Linked DNA regions of Homo sapiens: region 2 is linked to region 1. A link is an interaction called in ENCODE POLR2A ChIA-PET data of the cell type or tissue named here. Cell type or tissue: GM12878. All regions are shown on one strand. Each heading gives the region's core, and the rest is flanking DNA. Links, peaks and the distances in the headings are about the cores only.

What was found. Peaks named below come from ENCODE experiments on the same cell type or tissue, not always from the same donor. Only the 100,000 strongest peaks of a DNase experiment are listed, where the experiment ranks them.
Region 2: POLR2A ChIA-PET joins it to region 1 with 5 read pairs; 2 of 35 experiments call an interaction of 5 or more read pairs at or near these places.

The regions. Positions count from the first base shown.
Region 1 is chr4:41,991,327-41,995,162 of GRCh38, forward strand. All of the region lies in intron 1 of SLC30A9 (solute carrier family 30 member 9), which reads left to right. Among named protein-coding and RNA genes, the nearest start is that of SLC30A9, 2.7 kb to the left of the region's middle. In GM12878, for the core only: no CTCF peak of the experiment used is centred there; no DNase peak of the experiment used is centred there; H3K4me3 peaks cover 738 bases.
Region 2 is chr4:42,120,957-42,125,078 of GRCh38, forward strand. All of the region lies in intron 4 of BEND4 (BEN domain containing 4), which reads right to left. Among named protein-coding and RNA genes, the nearest start is that of BEND4, 30 kb to the right of the region's middle. In GM12878, for the core only: no CTCF peak of the experiment used is centred there; no DNase peak of the experiment used is centred there.

The sequences.
Region 1 (3,836 bases), core at 500-2,999:
CAGTTCGGCTGAGCAGTCTTTTTGGTGAAAAGGTGGCAGTTGTAGTGGTAACCCAGAAAAAAAGGTGGTTGAAGAGAATTTTCGTCTCTCTCAACATTCTTTTCTGACTCAAATTTAAATGGTTTGAGAGTTTCCAAAATAACATTGAACTAATCAGGCTTACCTTCGTTTTTGCCGTAGCTTGACACACATTGCTTGACACTGAGAACTGATAGGATCTCTGAGGGAGAAGACAGAACTAAGTCCACCCTTAACCTAATCCCTCCATTCTTGGGATGCAGAGAGTATTTACCGAAACATTCATGTTCGAAGCCAGGTGTGGTGGTGCGCTCCTGTAGTCCAGCTACTCGGGAGACTGAGGCAGGCAGATCTTTTGAGCCCAATAGTTCTAGGCTAGCCTTGGCAACATAGTGAGCTGTCTGTAAAAACATAGGTTTGAAAAAACCTGTAACATGTTCGTGACCTCCTGAAAGAAGTCGGAAGTTGCAGTCATTCGAGATTTTATGTAATATAAGCTATAGTAACTATGCTGTGGATATAAATTAGAATATATTCGTATCTTTTATTTGCAATAAATGTAAAGCTGAATCTTAGAATTTCAAACGGATAAATTTTAACAGCACTATTCCCAGGGCTTTTTTGGTAGTGATAGAAAAGTGTAACTGTTGAGTTTTTCCATATTGGCAATATACTGCCAGGTTCCCTTATGGACAGAATGAATCATCGGCTGGGTGCAGTGGCTCATGCTGCTAATCCTCAGGAAGATTGTAAACCTTAGGACGCTGAGGTGGGTGGATCGCTTCAGCCCAGGAGTTCCAAGACCAGCCCGGGCAACATGGCAAAACTGCCTCTCTACAAAAAATTAGCCTGGTTTGGTGACGCGCGCCTGTAATCCTAGCCTGTACTCAGGAGGCTGAGGTGGGAGGATCGCTTGAGCCCAGGAAATTGAGGCTGCAGTGAGCCTTGAGCATGCCAGTGCACTCCAGCCTGGGTGACAGAGTGAGACCTGTCTCAAAAAAAAAAAAAGAAAAGAAAAAGAAAAATGAATCATACGTTTATACTGTACTCCAGAATCCCCAAGTAAGTTTCTAACACAATTGTTTCTATTGACCAAGCAATTTTGGCATTTTACACTGAAATTACAGTGGCTGTTAAATTTAGTCTAAACTGCCCTTTAAGTGTTGGCAAAAAGGAGAAGAAACAGTGTAATTTGTAATCCCTCTTCTGTGTAGCTGTCATTATGTTGAAAATTATGTATTCTTTGTCTCATCTGTCTGTGAAACACAGATAATTATTACCTACCTTAGTGGTCAAAATGACTTTGCAAAGTTGTTTGGAATGTTTATTACTACAAAAAATTAAAATTTTTTTTACACTTAAAAATGCTTAGTAGGTTTTTAAAAATAACTTTGTGAAAATTTAGTTTCAGTAATGAAGCATTTCTTAAAAGGGCAACCATTATTATGGCAAAATTTAAAAATCATTTAGAAAAAGAGTACTATTTAAATTGGATGCATGTGAGAAGACTATTTGAAGAACTTTTGGAGAAAGAAAATCTAAAAACAGTTGTTTTTATTTGTCTAGAAGTAAGGTTTAGTTTATGCTTCTAAAATGCCTGTGGCTGGGAAAAGCTTATAAAGCATAAGGAGAGGAGGAAACCTTGAGGGATTGCTTGAATACTTAAAAATGAGGAATGCCTTTAAAGGCAAAATAGAAACTGTCTAAAAGAAATATGAGAGCCCTGTTTGTAATTTTGAGTTGTCTGATAGCCACATTAAAAAAAGTAAAATTAAAGATGAATTAATTTTAATATATCCTAGAATTAATTTTAATAACGAAATTTATATATTTTAATAATAAAATATATAAAATTTAATACTATTTTATTAAGTATATTCAAAATATTTCAACATGTAATCAATATCAAAATTATTGAAGTATTTTACATCATCTTTTTGTACTGTCTTTAAAACCCAGTGAGTATTTTACACTTTCAGCACATCACAGTTCAGACTAACCACGTTTTAAGTGCTCAGTAAACAGTGACTACTCAATTAGATAGTGTAGTTAGAGTTAGTATCTAAGTTATAAAGAATTTTTACAAACCAGTATACATTCCAGTAGGAAAATGGACAAAGGAATTGAATACAAAGTTCATAAAGTTGTTCAAGTGGCCAATAAAAATGCAAAAATGTTCCATACTGAAAAACAGAGACTTTAAAGGGTTTTACTTCTCACTGCCTATTTCATTTTGGCCGAATTTTTCATAATGATAATACCCCATATTGAGGGTGTGGGAAAACAGGAACTCTCTTAACTACTGATTGAAAACATAAACGGTTTATGCCCTCTGACCTAACAGTTTTTACTCAAAAGGATTTACTTTAAAGAAATAATCAAAATACATATTAAAATGTTTGCAGAAGTTTATTATAGTAATAAATTGGTAGTTCATAGTTATGGAGAGTGGGAAACTGAAATATATTATGATACCTTTATTATGGGCTGGTGATGTATACAACCATTTTTTTAAAAAATTATAATTCAGGGCTGGGTGTGTTGGCTCATGTCTGTAATCCCAACACTTTGGGAGGCCGAGGTAGGGGGATCACCTGAGGTCAGGAGTTCGAGACCAGCCTGGCCAACATGGTGAAACCCCATCTCTACCAAAAATACAAAAACTAGCTGGGCATGGTGGCGGGCGCCTGTAATCCCAGCTACTTGGGAGACTGAGGCAGGAGAATCACTTGAACCCAGGAGGTGGAGGTTGCAGTGAGCTGAGATTGCGCCACTGCACTCCAGCCTGGGCGACGAGCGAAACTCCATCTCAAAAGAAAAAAAAAAGTTATAATTTAGAAGAATAGTGACATGGAAAATACTCTTGTGTTATTAGGTAAAAACTGTAGAAAAATACAGTGAAAATATATACTGTGATATTAACAGTGAGTTTGTCTAAAAATTTTTTTATTTGTGTTTTACAAATGATCTACAGTACACATATACTTCTAAAGAATAAAAATGTTACTTAGTTTCTGTAGTAAGTATATCCTTTTTTATAAAAAGTTCTTTGGGTTAGGATAGAGCACATATTTCTTTTTTTCATGTATTTATACCTTGCCTCATTTGGCAAAAATTTGAGAGGGGAAGACACTTAAGTATACTAGATGAACACTGAAATTAATAAAAGTGTAATTTTTAAATAGAAAATAGAAATCAAACATACTATGTTATTATTGTCTCCAATCTGCTAGTATTTATTGTCATAAGAAAAGTAGGCTGAGAATTTAACTTTTATCCCCAGCAGAGGTCCCTCCTCCTCCTCAACCTCTTTAAATAACTAAGAGTATTGACAGTTACAAAAGACCAGTCTGGCCAACATCGTGAAACCTCATCTCTACTAAAAATACAAAAATTAGCTAGGCATGGTGGTGGGCGCCTGTAATGACAGCTACTCAGGAGGCTGAGGCAGGAGAATTGCTTGAACCCGTCAGATGTGGTCTCAAAAAAAAAAAAAAAAAAAGACCATTTAGACTGTCAATGCTCTTAGTTGTTTAAAGAGGTTGGGGAGGAGGAGGGACCTCTGCTGGGGATAAAAGTTAAATTCTTAGTCTGATTAAGAGAGCATTGACAGTTATAAAAGACCATTTAGGGCTGGGTGTGGTGGCTCACACCTGTAATCCCAGCACTTTGGGAGGCCAAGGTGGGCGGATCACCTGAGGTCAGGAGTTCTAGACCAGCCTGGCCAACATGGCAAAAACCTGTCTCTACTAAAAACACAAAAAAATTAGCTGGGCATGGTGGCAGGCGCCTGTAATCCCAGCTACTTGGGAGGCTGA
Region 2 (4,122 bases), core at 601-3,100, 130 kb after region 1:
TTCCCGGGCTAAATAGCTGCAGTGGGACTAATTACGGGAATTTCCGTAACATTTATAAGCCATGTTTAATCAATTGCACCTACACAACCATTACTTTAGTTCTGGTTGTCCATAAAATTCTACAGTCCAGGACAAATTAATTAACCCATGATCTTAGTTTTAATATACTCCTTCCCCAGTAATTAAGGTGTACAAAACAAAGGGAAAACTCATTCATTTTACAACTCGGCAAATTTACTACAGGTTATAAATTTGGCACCATTTGGATCTGATAGGGTTTTATTTCAAAAAGTGCTCTGTTGAGTTAAACACTGAGAAGGGGAAATGGCATAGGAACCAACAAGAGGGAGGCAGCCCGATGCGGCTAGGAAACCGGCACGGAGTTCTGCGCGTGGAGACTCATCACGGCAGCATTCATACTCTCCTCAACAAGCAACGGCGTGATGTGGTTTCCTTTCCTAAGGAAGGCAACTGAGGCACCTAGTTTGTGCTCTGAATTTAGTCAGGCTGGGTTTTAATTGAATCTTGGTTCTGTGTCTTATTAGACTAACGAGCTAGTTACTTCAAGTTGTTGGACCAAAGTTTCCTCATCTGTACAACTGAAAGGAACTGAATTATCATGAGTACAAGATATGACTATTTGGGAGCATGAGCCAAGCCTTGGCTGGGTACAGTGGTGGACCCTGTGTATAAGAGACAATCAAAAGATGGGCAGGGGCCCAGAGCTCCCAAAAAGTCCTTCAGCCCCGGTTGCAGTTTCATGGCAGGAGATGAGAGACGGAGGTCTGAATCAAGTCTGTGCAGGACAGAGAGAGGTGGGAGTGAAAGCTGTCGAACTGAGAGGGCTAGGCAACCAATTCCATGGGCCAGGGTATGTACGGGAGACTGAGGAAGCAAGATGATCCCCAGGTCAAACAGCGGTGTCTTTCACAAAAATGAGGAACAGAGGCTACGGCTGGGAGGAAAGCAGCAGGAGGGAAAATAAATCCATTGCTTCCCAAGCACTGAGAGGAACAGGCTCCTAAGGGCTCTGAATGGTTGACCCCCAGCCCTCAGGGAGGCTGGGTGGGCCGGGAGCGGGGGTGAAATCGGGGGGCTGGCTAACTCAAAACCACTCACTGTGTCACCAGTACTTTTGCGGAGGAAGCTTAAGCTTAGTAACTGTCACCATTTATTGAGCAACTGATGACCAGCCCGAAGCACCTGCCCCAAGCACTTTGCACACTTCCCTCCTTTCTCCTCACAGGTGGAGGTACTAGGTCTATTCCTCAGCTGGGCTCTGGGTTCAGCCTTGGGCAGGTGACTTTTCTAAACTTTGCTCCTTTGTGTTAAAATACAGATGATAATCCCAGCTTGGTGGTTTGTGGTGAGGAGACCAGCCGTCTCCCACCAGAAAAAAAGCTTATGAGGGCTGGGACTGTTACCTGTTTATTCAATGCCAGACTCTCAGGGTGGAGTACAGCTCCTCACACAATGCAGGTGCAATAAACATTTGCTGAATGGCTGACGCAGTAGAGCACGGGCCTCTGTGGCTGGCACACAGCAGACACCCAGTAATGGTGGCTACAATGAAGAATTCTTACTTTTTTTAACCACTGAATATAAATTCGCAAAGTTAAAGAACTTTAAGGAGAGCAACATAGATGAGGAGCCACTAAAAAGGAGACTTCTACCATCCTTAATTTAAAAAATGAGACGTGCACCATCCTCTTAGTTATGGTCCCTGTAAATATTCGTCAGCCTTAAAAAAGACTGTCTAGCTGCTTTTTAAGCTGTTTATTTAACACCATATAATTTTTAAAAGCTGTTTTGCTCAGGAGAGTGAGCTTACCTGGTAAGCCAGGATTACAGCTTTATCTTACCAAGGAGGTCAAATCCATTTCCAAGGCCTCACAACTCAAAGGGACGGGGCTGCGGATGCCATCCTCAAGTTCAGAGTTCACCCTGTAAGCGATGCTTTGCTGTGCCCCTGAAAATGGTCTATTTCAAGATGGGATGGACTAGTGATCTGGCAGCTGACAATCCAGGAAAAGAGCTTTCTCAAAACCTTTGAAAAAATCCACTGAATGCAGCAGCTCTACATAAAATGTTGGTCTCATAAAATGTAGGAATACCATTTGGAGGTAATTTTCATCAAGAAAAAGGGAAAGAAAAAGAAAGCAATTTATAGCCCAAAGCACAATTCAGAATGCTCTCTGGGTTATGGATGAGATCTATAAACCTGTTTTAGCATAGTTAATAAGTAAAATATGATAAATAATAAAAACGAGAAAATGCTCATGTGCCTGAAATGACAATATAAAGAGTCATAATGATGATGAGTCATAAAGTTTAAGTAGTCTTATGTAGATATTTCCCCTATCTTTTCATTTTTGTAGAATTCTGGTTGTATATTTTCAATTAGCCACCCACAGGTTATTAAACATTGACCTATTGTTGAGTCACTGAAAAAAAAACAGAACAAATCACCCTTAATTAATGGGTTACTTAAGAGTCATCATCAAATGGAAGACACAGGTGTACATTTACTATTAAGCAAGGAAACTAGTTCTGAATTAGACTGCTTTGTGCCACACAGGCACAAAGCAGGGGTGTGGCAGTCAGGGAGAGCTTCCTGGAAGAAGTGGGCTTTTCAGCGGTGCTTTTTATATGACAGTATTGTCAAGTTAGGAAATATGGATTTAATTCTAGGGAGCAAAGGATTTTAAGCATATATTTACTTTGGATCTGTAATTCAGAAAAAAAAAAAAAAAAAAAAAAACAACTTTCCAGGGTGGAGAACAGAGAAGAAAGAAGCTGCTGCAATAGTCAGGTGAGAGAGTCAACCTAGGAAAAGAGAGGCAGTTCAACATGGCTGTAGAATTCTTAGACGTAGGAAGTAAGGGGGTCAGTGATATGTCAGAAACTTCTACCTGGGGTTGGTGGGGCCTTTACTGAAAACAGGAGGAACTGCAGATGGGTATTCAGAATAGGTGTGGTGAGATCAAGCGATGTATGGGCAAACCACTGTGGGCCAGGTATTTGGCACGGTGGTCTACAGTGAAGCCACAGGGACTGATGCTCTAGGTATGCATGTGGGACTTGTTAACACACATGTAGTCAATGTTATAAGAAACATAACTGGGCACAGGCTCATGCCTGTAATCCCAACACTTTGGGAGGCTGAGGCAGGACAATCACTTGAGCTCAGGAGTTCAAGACCAGCCTGGGCAACATAGTGACACCCCATCTCTATAAAAACTAAAAGTTAGCTGGGCGTGGTGGTGCACACCTGTAGTCTCGGCTATTTGCGGGGCTGAGGTGGGAGGATCACCTGCGCCTGGGAGGTCGAAGATGCAGTGAGCCATGATCATGCCACTATACTCAAGCTTGGGCAAGAAAGCGAGACCCTGTCTCAAAAATAAGTGAACAAATAAATAGGAAACATAACTGATGAGAAAAGGCAGTAGAGAGTGAGAGAAAAAGACAAAGCATGAACTCTGGAGAACAGTAGATGGAAAAACTCATGAAGGCGTCATAGGAAGAGGGGCAAGGAACCAGGAGAAAGTACTGACACTAAGGCTAAGGACAAGAGAGAGCACGGAGGAGGAGAGGTGAGGGCCTGGGGTGACCAGAGTGGAAAAAGGGTCACTGGACCAGACAACTGGAGAGTCACCAGGGGCCTCTTGCAGAAAACTCTGGTAGCGGTGGAAGTGAAGCCAGATTACAGGGTGGAAGAGCAAATGGAAATTAAAAGACAGAAGATAACGAATATAGACCAGCTTTTCAAATGTTTAATCATTAGAAAAAAATGAGGTCACCATTCAGCAATCATGAATTGAGTGTCTTCTATGACACTAGAGATGAGACCCGGGCCCAACTTTCAAGAAGCAAGATGTGCTGTAGTGTAGAATGAAGGTGCTGACCCAGGATACTTTGGGAGCCTGGAAGGAGATGGAAGTAGAAAGGAGAGCAATGACAGCAGAAGAGAAGGAGAATCCAAGGAAGGCTTCTTTTTAGGCTGGGGGAAACCTGAGAGCTTCCCCAGGGGATTCTCATGGGGATTGTCCATGGTTCTCAAGTCTCGTATGAAAGTCATATATTCAAAACTGAGTCTTGAACATCTTATAAGTATGTACCATC